Linked DNA regions of Mus musculus: all the other regions are linked to region 3. A link is a loop called in an ENCODE intact Hi-C map of the cell type or tissue named here. Cell type or tissue: gastrocnemius. All regions are shown on one strand. Links, peaks and the distances in the headings refer to the core of each region. The heading gives the core; the rest is flanking DNA.

Region 1 (5,339 bases), core at 1-5,000, 500 kb after region 3:
CTCAACGATACACATGGGCAATAAGCTGGGAGAGCTCGGTCCTCTGCCTGCTCACCGTGGGCCCTCCTGTCTCAGTTCTGATCACAAGCTCTTCCAGTTGACGCATCTCCATTATCCTCACCTCTTATAACAGGCATGCATAGCCCAGCAAGCCTTGCACCTGCTTTGTAAAAGGGAAACACCTAGACACCATATATTACTGCTTAATATCCACAAGTGAGAGCTTTTGTGAAATGTCCTATTGCTAAGCAACGGACTCCCTCACTTGTACGGGAATAGGAACTCGAGCTTTTTGGTAAGAGCAGCCTGCACAGAACCTGGCACACACATCAGATCCCCATGACTGCTGTCTTGTGTCCATCTATAAGAGCCAGCATAGAAGCCACCTTATTCCTAATGGCCTCTCAAAGAAACAAAGGAGGCCTGCTGAGTGCTATACTGTGACTCCAAAACTCTCTCTCTCTCTCTCTCTAAGGCTTGGTCAGATGGGGGCAAGGACATCAGGCCTGTAAATAACTAGACAGGTAAAGCAGGAGGTTTCTACACTACACAGAATATTTGAAGCCCTTTGGGGGTTCTGAAACCCAATAAGCATGGAAGCATCATACCGAGCTCAGATACAAGCAACAGCAGTTTTATATTCACTATTATTCACTATTGAAGAATACAATTCTATGTGCTGTTTTGTTGAAACTCTGTCTAGTGAACTGTGCCAGGAAATTCAGGGAGAAGAAACAACAAAGGCATAACAACACAAAATAAAGTGTACTTATAAAACAAAGTTGCACCAGGTGTAATGATATGTGTTTTTAATCTCAGCTACTCAGGTGCCTAGGACAGGAAGGTTACTTGAGTCTAGAACTTCAAGAAATCTCTACAAAGTTAAACAAAATAAGAACATTAAATTCTAAGACTGATTCTAAAAGTAAGTGGCATACAGGGCTTCCCTGGACAGAAAAATAGGTTCTGGTCCTTTGGACAGGAAGGAAATAAAGACAGGCAGAAAAATGAAGCAGGGCTTGGAGGTTGGTGAGGGGATGTTTGTAAAAGCTAGACCCCTGCAGCAGAAAGGCTATCAGTCTCAGAGTCTGTTGAATATAGTGGCTTCATGTCATAGGTTACTTTACCATTCCATGTTTCCTGCAGTGAAGGCCAGGCAAGTAACCGTGCACCCACCAGTCACTGAGAAGTTTTGCAGAAAGAGAAATAGTGATGAGCAATCCCTGTAGACGGGGGCACGCCCCACTGCCAGGTCACATTGCAGGGCTAACTAGGTGGCTTAGCTAGCTGGACAAAGGGCAAATCTGGTAAAATTCCAGCTGGAGTTCAAAGCTTCTGGAAAATTATCTTGTCTGAGGATAAAGTGATACAGATGAAGAGACTTAGAACTCTCTCTCTCTCTCTCTCTCTCTCTCTCTCTCTCACACACACACAGGAGAGAGAGAAGCATTTTTCTCAAGAATATATTTCTGTGATCTCTGTCCAGATCTTTGGCATTCTTGATATTTATCTGCCTCAAGCAAACTTTTCCTTGCATGGCGGAGACTAACGCTTCAGCTCCTTTTATTGCTATATCAAAATTCAATTAATTATCTTCAAAGCCAACTCCAGTCCCTGCGCATATAAGAAACCCCTAAAAAAAAAAAAAAAAAAAAAAAAAAAAAAGAGCATTCTCCAAATTCCCTAAGCCCACAAGGTATCACTGGCTCACACATCACTCCGGACGGCATCAATGGGCTCACACACTGCCCTGAGTCAAGACTGGCCCTAGGTCAGACTCAGCTCCACACTCCTGTTGTCTCCATCCCTAGATGCCAATTCATGCTGTATTATACATGTGATAAACAAATGCTCAGAAAATTAGCTTGCTATGAAATTGTGTTTTTCTGACACTCAGGCAGGTACAGTCCCAAAGATACAATGTTGCCTTCAAATCTGCATTACACAATCAAACTACTAACAACCTACCAAGCATTTTAACAGGCTAAGTTTGCAGCAAAAGAAAAGAATTGCTGGTACAGACTACAACTTGGCTATGTAACCATGTCCATTGCTACTGTGCCTCTTTAGAAGCAAGTAAGTCACAATGCAGAGATGAGACTCTGCCCATAGGACTCACATGGGGTGCCTTGAGGAGCAAGGAGGTCCCAGCTCAACTATCTCAAAGGTACTGTTTATAGCGTATAGTATAGTTCTGCGCAGAGAAACTCTCAGTCTAGTCCTGAGCTGGGCGGGCTCACTCCATGTACATCGCAGGACTGGATTCCTCAGCAAGGGAGCCCTACAGCAGCCCTGGAGGTTTTACATGGCATCCACACTCAAGTAAGAATATCTGAACGCAAGCAAGGGGAGGCTTAGGACATAGAATGCTACCTCCCAAAGCAACCCAAGGCACAAATCAGATGGAGGTTTTAGAATCCCTTCCACAGACAAGGACTCAGATGCCAGCACACGTAGTGTAGTCATGGCCCCAGCCAGACAGCTAAGGCATATTGGCACCGCCTTAATTTGTCCATCCACCAATATGCTCCACAAAAAACACCCATATGCTTTCTTTTAGCTTCCATATGCTTTTTTAGTAAGGAAACTAAAATATTTCATTAGTTTTGAATAATTAATAATTACTTATTTCACAATAGTCACCCTCATTAAAGAGCGAAAATAGCTGATTAAACTGCAGGATCCTGGCTTTCAGTGCAAGCTTTTTTTTTTTTTTTTAATTCTTCCTGTAGGAATTGAGTAAGAGAGTAGAAAAGCCAGTGTAGAAACAGTCACATTACAGGGAAAGAAACATTATCATACACATAGCCCTGCATTCCTCTTGACTGAAACATTATGATTTAATAAAAAGAACATGGATTTGGGGGATCAGAAAGACTTTGGAATCCATTCCAGTTTGGCTTCTGTGAGCAGCACTTGTGAGGAAATGAAGGGTGTTAAAAAGATAACGCCTGCTGGATCCCTTCACCCTGGTCCTCCCCTGTTCCCTGTTGAAGGCCCGCCCTCACTCAGGCTGTGGGCCTGGGTAGCACACAGGCCCCAGGAATGCTGGCAGAGAGCCAGGGGTAGTAAGCAGGGTGTGGCCTATAGGAATGTTTCTCAAATGCTGATGACCATGGGAACTACCAAGGGACCTTGTAACACTGCAGACTGATTCAAGATGTTTGCGGTAGATCTGGGATCTGCATTAGTAGGAGTCTCTCAGGTAGCATAGAGACTGCTGGTCTTCAGAGGAGGCTCTGATGAGTAAGGACCTAAAACAGATCAAGTGAGGAAACAGAACAAGTAACAACAAGGTAATTTTGTCTGTCTCATCATGCCAGGAGAAGGTTTACTAATGATTTAGATCAGTGGTTCTCAACCTGTGCCCCCTCAGCCTACCCTTTAACAGGGGTCACAGATCAGATATCCAGCATACCAGGCATTTACATTATGGTTCATAACAAAATTACTGTTATGAAGTAACAATGAAAATAATTCTATGGCTGGGGTCACCACAACGTGAGAGCCTATATTAAAGAGTCACAGCGTGAGGAAGGTTGAGAACCATTGATTTAGAAGCTAGGATGTATTCAACTGCTTAGTAATTAAGGTATTCATTCCGTTTTAGAGACAACAAAACTGAGACCCAAAGAAATCAAGTACCCTTGAGAGGGCCATGGAGCTACCAGAGCGGATCCATGGGCCTCTCAGAGTGCAGCTGTGCCGGCAGAAGGCAGGAGATGCAGGAGATGCAGGAGATGCATCCTCAGATGGCGCCTTGGGTCTGTTTCCTCTCCATGCTTCCCCAGGGGCTGTTCACCTCCTGCCTGAACTTGGCTAAAGTTGCATCCATGCTATCAGCCCTACCTGTGAGGTGAGGGTATTGCCCCTGGCGACCTCTGATGCCCGCCTCTTCTAGTTCCCACATAAGCTCAGAGTGGGTCACCAGCACCAAGTGTAAAGTTCACACATGTGGCAGTCATTACAATCTGGCAGAAACCGAATTCTAGCTGTCCACATCTGGAATGTAGAACTACGTATGGAGAAGAAACAACAAACGTTACCCAGAGCGCCTGAGTCCCATGTCAGCCAACAACTCGCTCACTTTTTGTGGCCCTAACTGCTTTCTGCTTTCCCTCAGCTCAAAAAGACAACTACCAAGAAAAACTAAGAAAAGGGTTATGAGTTAGGTTTAACTCTTTGATATTCCTTATTCTGCCCAGAGGTAGAGGTAAGTATTTAATTAATGGGTTATCACATTACATTAGTTACAAGGTGTGATCCTGTTCCTTACTCCCCACCCCCAAAAAGAGAAAATACAGACTGCAACCACTGTGTTCCTAAGACGCCCATTCACCATTTTCTACCAGGATTCCCACTTATAACCAATCCTATCTCTGGAATTACTTATATTTTGGAGTTGATCTGAATTTAAATCCAGATTTGGCTGGGTACACTGCTTTCAACAGATTTTTCCACCTTTCTAAGCTTGTGTTCTTTACTGCGGGGAGGTAAACTTGAGTGTGTGTATGTGTGTGTAATGCTTTTTGAAAGTAAACAATCTACTGTATTAAAATTATAAGCACACAACAATACTGAATTAAAAGTACATTTACTGAAAGAACACCTAGTAAATGAAGGAAGCAGAGTAAGAGTTTCAATGTTAAGAAATCACTTCCCAGGTATAGTAGTATATGTCAATTCCCAGAGTCATGCTAAGGGAAGCTGAAGAGCTCCCTTTCAGAAGAACTGAGAGGAAAATCCAAGAGGGACAGGAATCATGAAACAACCAAAGGGAAGAGCTGGCTTCTCACACAGAGAAATATCTTCTGTCTGCCTTAGAACTCATGTCTGCACAGCCTTCAGAGTATCTGTAAAAACCTGAAGTTGTAGCTGGGATTCTTGGAGAATGTGTGTTTTTCAGGTAGTTCACAGATGTTTGTGTTTCTCTCCACTTCCCTCTCCCCCTACTCAAGCTCTAATGGTGCTCACATTAAACAACATCTCTGTTCCGTATCTTGCACATTAGCATAGCTGCAAACTTGCTAAGAGAGCTGAGGCAAACTGGAAACTCAAGAAAATCAGAGTTGAGGACCCTTTTACAGAATCTCTACCAACTCTCATCTCACTGAAGGAGAATCGGAGGCTCAGGGAAAAAAATCTTGCTGGTCCTACAACAAAATGACTCGAGCGAGCATCTGACCCACAGATAACTTCCAATCTCTAACTCTAAGGGCTGTGTGGCTAAGAGGTCAGTGTTGAGTATCTTGCCCCCTGTCACTCTCCACCTTATGTTTGGGACCGTGTCTCTCACTGAAGCTGGTGCTCAGTGATTGGCTAGACTGGCTCAGGACTTA
Region 2 (5,339 bases), core at 1-5,000, 710 kb after region 3:
ATGAGGGAGATGGAGATTAGTGTAGATGCTCTTCAGGCTTCGAAGTGAACAGAGTGGCTGTAGTATCATTCTGTTTGTCTCATTATTGGTTGTTGGGTTCATTGAAAAATGAATGAACTACTCTTGTGGATAAAGATGTTTGTATATGTATATGTATATATGTATATGTATATGTGTATGTGTATGTGTATGTGTATGTGTATGTGTATGTGTATGTGTATGTGTATGTGTATGTGTATGTATATACACACAAACACACACACAGAGAGAGAGAGAGAGAGAGAGAGAGAGAGAGAGAAAGTTGAGTTGAGATAGGGTTTCATTATCAAGCACTATGTGGTTTGAACTTATAATCCTCCTGCCTCTGCTTCCTGAATGCTAAGATAGACCAAGTTCTTCAAGGACTAGGCTATCTTGAATTCATTTGTGTCTCTCTCTGGACCCTCTCCTCCCATCCATACCTTGTGCATATTATTCATCCAGGAAGCAAACAATAAATGAACAGGGAATTATGCACACAATGAATTTGGCAAATGTCTTTGTCTTCCTTTGCCTGGAGCATATTTGGTTTTGAAATATTAAGGTAGTGCCACCCTTGGCCTTTGTTACAGAGAACTTTTTGATAAAAGAATGCTTAGTTATAAAGAAGTGAGAGGGGCGGCATTTCAAATCCAGGACCCAACATTTCAAAAAGCAAGCAGACAGCCCTGTAGGTAGCGATAACTGACTAACCCACAGGATTTCAACATCCTGGACTAAAAATTGGTGCTAGATGTCTTGCTTGTCCTGTCTCATTAGAAAGCTGTTCTCTTTCTAAGATGTATTTCAGAGAAAGGCAAGAGGGTAGTAATAAGAGAAGAAAAGACAGCTGCAGGTAAGCACTGTGGGGAAACTGTCCAAAGATGAGGTATAGCTGGAGAGAGACTTGCAGCCCCACCTCTCATCTCTTTATTAACTGGCACATCAAACTTCCTGTCCCATTAGGAGCCTTTCAAAGGAAGGAGTGTGACCTTTCTTTTGCCTCTTCTAAGCTTCCAAAGGCCTCTCTGATCTGCTCAGCGGCAGCTTACTGAGCAGGGTGCAACTAGGCACCCTCCCGCTGTTCCGAGGAGGCATGGATAGATGACCTGCTCCCAGTGTCAGTGGGAGTGGTTTTGCCCAAATTAGCTTCACTGGCAGAGTTCTGAGCCCTTCCTTCTTGTCTCAGGGTCTGGCTCTACAGAGGGGTGTGGAAGCAGTGCAGTGTGGAAGTTAAACTGTCACACTCTATAGACAGAGATGGGGAGAGCAAACAAGTGCATGAGACAACCCACACCCATAGCAGAGTACTCCCCCCAGCCCCCCAATCTTAGTGCTGTGCTAGCTTGGGGTCTGAAAGGCAAGTGTATGGAGAAGGCACTTTGTTACTGATTTTTCCCAAGTGGCCGAGCTACAGCTCTCCCACTCCCGTGGATACAGAATGATTGGGATGCCCTTTGGGCTTCTCTTCCTGTGGAAAGAACACAGTCCAGAGTTGATTGACTGTGGGACAAATCAATTCTTTTCTTTCCGGAATGGCAGTGAGTTAGAAAAGGACTCTTAGCATGAAAGGGGAATTGAGTTTATCTGCTCTGGAGGCAGGCCTCCTGCCCCTTTCTCTTTCAAGATGTTGAGAAGCAAAAAAGAAATCTGATTTGAAACTGTGACTTAAACTGTAACCTGAGAAGAAGTGAAGAACACAGAGGGACCGATGTCTGGGGGCAGGAGTGTGGGGCCCTCCTAAACACACCATGATCGGTTGAGAAATGATCTTGACAGCAGATCTGGCCAGAGAGAGGAGTGAACACCACACCTTCAACCCAGTAGGGGTAGTCATAAAGGCACTATGAAAAAGAGGGGCTTGAGAGAACTTTTCACCCGCTCTGCAGAGAATAAAAAGTGTATAGATGAGGGAAGAGAAACGAGCCTAACATGACCCCTTTAGAAATCTCATCATGTAGCGTAAAGTTCCACTTCCAGGGCATACGAGAGACTCATTTGGACCCTTGCTTGTCATGAGCCTGGTCTGACATCATCATTGATATTCAGTCTTTGTCTATGTAGTTGGAACTCACAGGGCCATCTCCTTTGCAAGGGCAGGTGCATTCAGATGGGTTGGCATTCAGGCTACTTTCCCCAAGTGAGCATCCTGCTCTCAAGCACTAGGCCCTCCATTTGGGAACACACACATATATCGTGCATACATACACAGACACACATACCTAATGCATACTCACACAAACATCATACACACCTATCATACATACTTACACAGATATACACACCTAATGCATACTCACACAAACATCATACACACACATATCATAATACTTACACAGACATACATACCTACTGCATGTTCACACAAACATCATACACACACACACACACACACACATACACACACACACACATACACTGGTGATGCAAGCCCTAGGTGAGGGGATGCTGGGAACTCACCAACCTTCCTGCTCAGATGTTAAGCAGGAGCAAGCGCCCACCTTACCTTGATTCTGGCCTTAGACTCCTTTTCAAGCCTGTTTCCATTAGATGGTGGTTATTGAAACCCTAGTTTTAATTTCCACTGTAGATTACCCCTAGGAACCATCACTGTTGGGGAGCATAAGTCTGCAGCTGAAAGGGTTCTTGGCATCATCACTAAGGACTCCTCCTGCTACCTAGACAGTGCGCTGTAGGACGAAGCTCCCTACTCAGACAGCATCGTGTATAAACGTGGAGTCTTTTGTGGATTTGATTTTTTGGCGATGTCCTGGTGTGAAGACCCCTGTCTAGAGGCCCTGATAGCAAACTGAGTCTTTGCATTTGAGTCAAGGTGTCTGAGGTACAATTCTGGTAACTATATGCTTGTAATGCACTACAGGTATTTCTGATCATTAGTCTAATCAAGGTATTGACACTCTTTTTTTTTTTTTTTCCTATTACACCTTGAGACCACACTGTCCCACCTGTTTAAATAAAATAAAGATGTATACTTTAAGCACTTGCTGCTCTTCCAGAGGACCAAGATTCAGCTCCTGGTATCCACAGGGAACCACACAACTGCCTATAACTCAAACTCCAGTGAATATGACACCCTCTTCTGGCCTCCATGGGTATTGCAACCATGTGGGGCACATACTCCTAATGCCACCACCACCACTGCAAAAGAGAGAGAGAGACAGACAGACAGACAGAGACAGAGAGAGACAGAGACAGACAGACAGACAGAGACAGAGAGACAGAGAGACGGAGACAGAGAGAGACAGAGAGAGACAGAGACAGACAGAGACAGACAGAGAGACAGACAGAGACAGAGAGAGGGAGAGGGGGAGGCAGAGGCAGAGAGCGAGAGACAGAGACAGAGAGAGACAGACAGACAGAGAGACAGACAGAGATAGAGAGAGGGAGAGAGGGAGACAGAGAGAGACAGAGAGATAGACAGACAGACAGACAGAGAGAGACAGAGAGACGGAGAGAGGGAGACAGAGACAGAGAGAGAGAGACAGAGACAGAGAGAGAGACAGACAGACAGACAGAGAGACAGACAGAGACAGAGAGATGGAGAGAGGGAGACAGAGACAGAGAGAGAGATACTTTAAACAAACACGATTGACTTACTTGTTTTTAGCAATGGGTCTAAGATGGAGACTAGCATTCCAGGCAGTACTTTAGTCTTCTGGAGAGGAAACTAACAGGAAGAGGAACACACATTGTCTTTTCACCAAGGTCATCAGAAGCCATGACACACACACTTCTCTGCTCACTCACTACTGGTCAAATCTTTCATATGGTGGGGTCAGAGGCAGACCATTTCCTCCTGCGTGGAGGGTCCGAGGTTTGATCCCTAACACAATAAATGAATTCATAAGTAAGAAACCTAATTTATGTGGCCACTCAACCTTAAACAGAACAAAAAAAAAAAAAAAAAAAAAACAACCATCCAACCAAACAAAAAACCCAACCCACACACTACTATACATACATCATTTACAATACACATCATTTTTTAAAAGTTTTTTGCGTATGATGCTTTGCCTCCATGTGTGAATGTACACCACACATGCTGAGTGCCCATGGAGGCCAGAAGAGGTGTTGCATTCACTGGAGCTTGAGTTACAGAGCGTGGTCATGCTTCACATGGGTGCTGGGAGCTGAAACCCGACCCTCCGGGAGAGCAGTCAGTTCCTAAAGTACACATCTTTATTTTACTTAAACCAACAGGAGCACCCTGCCCCACCGTCTGGCATGTAGAGCCATGCAGTTGTTTAGAGCAGTGATGGGCATTTCCCTGGAGGTTTGTACAGTTCTTGAACGAGTATTTGACATTTAGACCCTCTCTTCTCCATCCTCTGCAGTGAATAGCCCTGTCTGCCCTCCAGTGTACTTGTAACAGGGACTTTTCTTATTGCCCTTCACTTATTAGCATGGGTCCCCAGGGGCCAGAGCTGAGATCAATGGAATACTCTGATTAGAAAAATCTTCCACAGGCAAAAGAGTAAGAGGCAGGGATAGGAGGAGAGTCACCATAAAAATAGTGATTGATGTGTTCTTGTTAACTGACACTAGTCATCAGTTGGATCGTGTGGATTTCAACATCGCCACGTGTCCTTCATGAGCCACATTCCTGCTAGCCCTGCCTTGGTAGTGAGAACTACACGTCAGACTTAGACTGTTGCAGTCAGGTGGGAATAGATTCTATCATCATGGATGTTACACAGGGAATTTTTAAACAGGCAACTTGGTGCCTATGATCTCCACACAAAAACGATCTTCCCTCGTTCAAGCAGTGATGTCTACTCTCTTTAGCCTCAAATGTCAGGCCCTTGTTATCTGTGATCTGACCCTACTGGATTCCCAGCATTCTCTGCTCCCAGAGGGTCTTTAACCTGGTGTACTCTGGCCCCAATGGCTCCTCTGGATGCAGGCATGACTGTTGTCACGACTCTTTAACATTCCTGGCACAGGTATGCACATACGAACCTGGTTTAACTTCTGTGGCCTCGCATAAGACATAGGACAAAGCAGGGAAGGGGAGACTCCAAGGGAGGGCCCCAGGGTACCACAAGGTTAATAAGGGCTTCTCAGAAACCATGGTTGGGTGCCATTTCTCTGTCACTGAGGACCCTACTTTACAACATCCAGCCCAGAGAGGTCCTCATACTGTCATTATTACAACTTGGTGTTCTGGACGGTCTATTCTTCTTTCTTGAGATCAAAGGCTTTAAAATAAGTAACAGATTTAACCCACTAAGAATTAACTTGTGATATTTTAGGTTAAACAGAATATATCTGATATTCTTCAATTGACATTAGGGAAAATC
Region 3 (5,794 bases), core at 394-5,393:
GCACCTGCAAACCTCCTGTGCCACATCTTAAACTGGACTGCAAACTCACAAGTGTAGCGAGACATCTAACAATTTGTCCTAAGTTCTTACCAAATGAGACAGCTTGTCAGGCACACATAGTGGCCCACGCCTGTAACCTCAGTACCTGGGTGGCTGAAGGAGGAGCGTCAGGAATCCAAGTCCATCCTCAGCTAGAGAGTAAGCTCCAAGCCAGCTTAGGTTAAAAAACAATGGAAACACAACTACAAGTTAATTTAACTAGGAAATGTGTGACGTTGGTTTCCAGTGTGCTAGTGAAGTCTTGATTGTTCTTATAGTCTTAGCCCTTCCCCTTCAGTCCAACACAAAGGCAGGGACCACTAGAGGTCAGGCTTTTTGCATCCCTCTCCTTGAAGAAAAGCAATCAAGGCTTGTGTTAGCTGTGAGAAAACAAACAAGGGGGTTCTATACTGGCAAGCAGCGCCACCCTTAATGTCTGCTAGAAACTGGTCTGTTTCCATAGATTTCTAAGAAACAAAGGTTTCCTAATTTTCTGTGTCTGTTCCCTTGAATGTCATTTCAATCTACCTCTTATTGTAGTGTCCCAGTGGAAACAGTTAATCATTAACCGTGCCCTCTGCACAGGAATGGAAGTGATACTCTATACAGCTACAAGATAGGAATTTAATTCAATAAATAAGCAATGTAATAAGACTCCAGCCTGTGTAACCCAAAATCACATGATCAGTGAATGGCTAGGATGGGATTCAAAACTAGACATTACATAATTCCAAAGCCCATGGACTCACCACAAAACACTGACTCCTGCATACTTCTAAACTCTACTTGCTACAAAGAGCCATCCTTCTCGAACAAAGGGGAACTAAAGATGAAGAGAGATTTCTCCCAAGGTTATAGAGGACAACTTGCCTTGGCCATGGGCTAAAGTTAGCTCAGGGATCCCTTTGCATCTCTCGACACAAGCTTCAATACTAAGTGTTAAAAGTTAAGGACGAGGAAGACAGTTAACCCAAAAGCAGTAAAAATTAACTATGTTCTGATGTGTTGGATGAAAACTTGGGAACCTCGTGTGCTCCACCCTCGCCCTGATAACAGCTGCAAGTGTTTGCTTGCTTTTTCTAACATCTGGCCAGCCCCTGTGTAAACAGAGTGGAGGTCATCGTGGGGAGGAGCTGAGTGGTTTATTTCTAGGTCTCTTAAGGATACAATGAGCTGGGACAGAGTCTCAAATAGGAATTTCTTCCATGTTTTATGACAATGTCAGCAGCAGTTTCCAGCGGCGTTCTTCAGTCTCTTGCTACCAGTCTGTTTCTCATCCCTTTAACTGATCTCCACAAACTAGGTTACTTGCAAAGGAAGTTAGTGTATTTCTCACTGTCTGGAGGCAGAGAAGTGCAAAAGGTCAAAGGGTCCTGTGTGCTGAGGACCCTCTTACTGATGGAGTTCCCACGATGGCACTTCACATCACATGATGTGACAGAAAGACTGCCAGGCTAAAATCTCTCTTCCTCTACTCATGAAGCTACCACTGCAACTATAGTCTCCACCCTGAGGACTCCGTTAAGTCACATCAGCACCACCTGCAAATGCAATGAAGAAGATTATTTCAATATGGAGTTTGTAGGAATCAGACATGGACATCTTAGCATTTGCCTGTAATTCCCTTTCATGGCATGATAAGAAAAACAGTTCATCAAAGGTCTGCTTGGATGTTGCTAAGCACTCTGGATGATCCAAGGTCCAGTCTGGGCTCCACCTAGGACTGACCATGAGCCTTTGGGACATTATTCGTTTCAGGTTTCATTTTTAACCACTTGAGTAATGAGATGGGGGAGTCTTCCCTAATGTTTCATAGAACGTTACTATTCCATTTTTAAGTCAGAGTTCTAACAGTTAGCTCAGCCCTATGCTCATCCCACAAGGACATTCCTAGCTACTGCTTCTTTTGGTCTACTGAACATGACACTTTAAAGATTATCAACCCTCCAATTCTATATTTTCGTAGCAAACTCCTACCAATGAATAAGTTCACACTAACATCGGTCTTAAAGACAAAATTCAATCTATCAACAAGAGCTTGCCTTAAAAAGGCTATTTATAGGAGGCCTTCTTCTTGTTTAAAATCACACACAAACACACACAGACAGAAGTGGGGAGGGGGGAAGAGAGAGAGAGAGAGAGAGAGAGAGAGAGAGATTATTTACCCAAACATGCTTAATTTAAAATATGACTTAGATATTCAAATATACTTTTAAAGTTTGCTAATGCATTTTCTTCTTCTAAAAAAGTGTTTTGAAGTTATGGTCTTCTTTGGAATAAATATGCTAATTAAATATACTAAATGAAGTGCAAGCACAGTAATGAGTCACTGAACTTACAAATATGCCTTGAATTCCAAAACTGTTCAATCCCTGGGTAGGAATGACTAGCTGACGGAGAACTTACCTGAAAGAATAATAAAATCTCAAATAGAACTTGAGCTATTTTATGAAATTATCTTTTGTAATCCATCAAGGAATCATCAATATCAAGGGAGATTCTTGGTTCTTCCTCTCCTTTGATCCTTCTTCTTCTTTTTTTTTTTTTCCATTTTACATCTCAATTACAGCCCTCCCTTCCTGCTCTCTTCCTAGCCCCACCCTTACAAATCCCCCATTGTCCCTGAAAGGGAGTCCCCCACTTAGTAACTGCTACATCCTGAAACCTCTGGTCCTAGCAGAACTAAATACATCCTTTCCCACTGAGGCCCAACCAGGGAGACCAGGTAGGGGGAAGGAGATGCAATGGCAGGGAACAAAGACAGAGACAGACCCAGCTCCATTGGTTAGGGAACACACATAAAGACCAAGCTGCACATTTGCTACAAAAGTGTAGGAGGTCTAGGTCCAGCTCCTGCATGCTCCCTGGTAGGTGGTCCAGGCTCTGTGAGCCCCCACGGTCCCATGTTAGTTGACTCTGTAGGTCTTCTTGTGGTGTCCTTGATCTCTCCGGCTTGTTCAGTTCTATCCCCCATTCTTTCACAAGTCACCCAAACTCTGCCTGATGTTTGCCTGTGGGTCTCCCCATCTGCTTCTTTTCTTTTAAAACATGTGATCATCTTTTAGTACTAAGTTAATACATTGAAATAGAAGTAGAGCGGCATAAGGACGTCATGGATGGAACACATCTTATTTTAGGATGGTGTTCAAATAGAGGTGCCTCGGAGCTTCCCAGTGTGGTAATCTCCCCTCCCCCTCTCTCCCTCCCCTCAAATATCTTCCCTTCCCCACCCAAAACACCAACCCCCTTTCTCTCCAACCTTCCTTTTTATTCTCTCAAAACTCCAGTTGGCTCTACTTCCAAGATGGCTGAGGCTGTCGGGGTCCTGATGTCATCCAGCAGAGGGCGCTCTTGGAGAAGATTTGGGCATGGCCATGGAAAACTCTGGGAGGACAAGGACAGTTTCCTTTAGAAGAGGGCGACTGTGTTATCTGGGTTTCATGGTGACTTAAAGGAGAGCTTATTGGTCCTCCTTGAATTGCCTCAAATTTTCTGCTCATTTTCACAAAATTCTATCTATGCAGATGTTTTAGTGCTACATTCAGTAGGAGGGGGTGGAAGAACTAATTGTTTGTTTGTTTTTAAGCTATAGATTCAGAAGTACAAGGTAGCTAACTGCACAGGAAAGCAGCTGAGGATGGCAAATATCAAGCAAATATCAGCCAAGGCAGGTGTGTGTGTCAGAGACAGCCAATCTGCTCAAGCTGACCCTGTCTATCTCTCCCTGTCTTGTGAGGCACAAGAGAACATTTTTTCTCTCTCTCTTAAAGGCAGTGGCAGATATTATGGACAGAGCTCAAACAATAGCACAGAATCAACACTGGACCAGAAATAGATAGTGCAGATCCATAAAACTGTCAGAGGCCAAGAACAATCTTGATACTCTTTAACCTAGCAAAAGTTATCCATTGGAACCTAGAGACCAAACTCCAACACATAGCTTACAAATCAAAAGGAACACCAAGGACCAGTGGGCATCTGGGATGTGGTCCTGACTCTAAGATTTCCTGCCTGTTTCTTTGGTCAGGTCCAGTGGGTAAGCTTTGTAAAGTCTCATTGTCCTTGTCTAAGAGAACTGAACTGTAGAATCCATGAGATACAATTCATATTTCATGTTCTGCATTGGAGACTAACTTGTTAGAATTGAAATCCAAAATTTCCTTTGGAACGCCATAAGATGAGGAGTAAGGGTGTGGCCAGACATCATTATGTGGTTAAACATGAACTTAGGGATGACAGCTTTCATCTGGAACTTCGACGCATCCCACTTCAATGTCTTTCCACCCTTTGGTCCTCACCAGTGTAAGGGTGGGAACTGTCATTTCTTAGCTTGTATGTAGACTCCAAGATAGAATGACTGAGTGTCACCAGTCAATCCGCAGCAGTGTTGACATTTCCAAGAGCAGAATGAAGGAACCAGGAGACACTTCAGAGCCTAAATCCTACACATAATGGTTCAGTACACACCAGCCACAGGCATCAAGGTCATACAGTAATCAGTAGGATGAACCTGCAACATAGGCTAAAAATGTACCTTGTACCCGGTCACCACCTTACTCACAATCCCCAGGACCTAAATGACACTGTTTAGGTAGGCTTTTCCTGGTGAACCTTGGTTTCATCTCTAAAAAACAGCCCGTCAAATACAGGATAAATAAGTTAATGATTTCACTGGAAGCTAGTATCCACTGTCGAGCTGTGAAATAGGAATCTACGGACCTTCTCTTTCCACTGAGGACTCAGGTTGCTTTCAGTCAGTTCAATACTCTTAAGCTCACAGAGTTCTTCACTTGCTACATTTCCTTGGGTCCAGCTGATCTCTATTCCTTCACTTGCTTGTGTATGTAAGCCTCCTTGAAACAATAGTATCTAAATTGAGAGCTGTTTTGATACCAACTATAAAGCAGGTATACAAGTATACATCCTCAAACCCAAGGGCTCAGTGCAAGTTGAACCTTCCCGAGACATTTTTACATGAATCTTTGCCTAAAGGTCCTTAGGTAACTTTGATAGCACCATTACAGTAACGTCCTTTGTAGGGTCTCACAGCAAGCCTTAGGAAACACCAAACTGGACTTTCAAGTTTCAGCTCTGAAGCTCTCTAGCCACCCAACTATAAAGATTCCTGGGACTCTAATGCAGGATACAGTGCTAAGGAATAACTGCGTAGAATGGAGGCATAGCTGTCTTCTCAAATGCAAGTGTCTCAGATGGACTAAGAAGTAGATGGCAGACAAGTCTAGACAGAGGTCAGTGGCCAGGCCCTAAACTGCAGATCTACTATGCTGTGTCCTAGATAAAGATCTCTGTGCTCTAGACACCCAGGGGTTCTTTTCGACTAGACCTGGCTAAGATGTTGGGCTGGGTTAGGCTTCCTCCCCAGATAACAAAGTTCTGGAGTTGGTTTTGTGCCTAACAAGTCGGTTACCTCCTTCCTACCTCTTCTATTCAAGGACACATGCACACATGCACACATGCACTGTTTCCCTGGGGTCTTTACTGCACGAAAACAGCATGGCCGGACTACCAAGGAGCTATCATTCATTTCCAAAAAGAGGAAAAGCAAAGCTCAAATGGATCAAAGTGGCTGCAGTAGGTTGCTGCCCTCCATCCAACAGCCAAAAAGCTCACTGAAACGCTCTTCACATCCTGCCGAGGCCCAGCTCAATGACAAGCATTAGCATCCCATAGCCCTCAGGAATAGCTTGCTGGCCCAACCTAGTACTCAAGCCCTCCACACTCTGCCTGCCTCCTG

What was found. Peaks named below come from ENCODE experiments on the same cell type or tissue, not always from the same donor. Only the 100,000 strongest peaks of a DNase experiment are listed, where the experiment ranks them.
Region 1: a loop joins it to region 3, with 4 times the contacts of the local background. A loop is called at or near these places in 5 of 42 quality-filtered maps.
Region 2: a loop joins it to region 3, with 4 times the contacts of the local background. A loop is called at or near these places in 9 of 42 quality-filtered maps.

What each region holds. Positions count from the first base shown.
Region 1 is chr16:24,564,175-24,569,513 of GRCm38, reverse strand. All of the region lies in intron 4 of Lpp (LIM domain containing preferred translocation partner in lipoma), which reads right to left. Among named protein-coding and RNA genes, the nearest start is that of Gm24440, 160 kb to the right of the region's middle. In gastrocnemius, for the core only: no CTCF peak of the experiment used is centred there; DNase peaks (open chromatin) are centred at 1,743 and 3,048; H3K4me3 peaks cover 244 bases; H3K27ac peaks cover 3,197 bases.
Region 2 is chr16:24,349,783-24,355,121 of GRCm38, reverse strand. No RefSeq gene overlaps it. Among named protein-coding and RNA genes, the nearest start is that of Lpp, 41 kb to the left of the region's middle. In gastrocnemius, for the core only: a CTCF peak has its summit at 3,115 (motif pointing left); a DNase peak (open chromatin) is centred at 3,139; H3K27ac peaks cover 2,622 bases.
Region 3 is chr16:25,062,342-25,068,135 of GRCm38, reverse strand. It overlaps A230028O05Rik (RIKEN cDNA A230028O05 gene), which reads right to left. Exons shown (of 3, transcript NR_040374.1): 2 at 3,299-3,423; 3 at 1-1,580. Among named protein-coding and RNA genes, the nearest start is that of A230028O05Rik, 5.6 kb to the right of the region's middle. In gastrocnemius, for the core only: a CTCF peak has its summit at 3,370 (motif pointing right); DNase peaks (open chromatin) are centred at 2,951, 3,385 and 3,678; H3K27ac peaks cover 5,000 bases.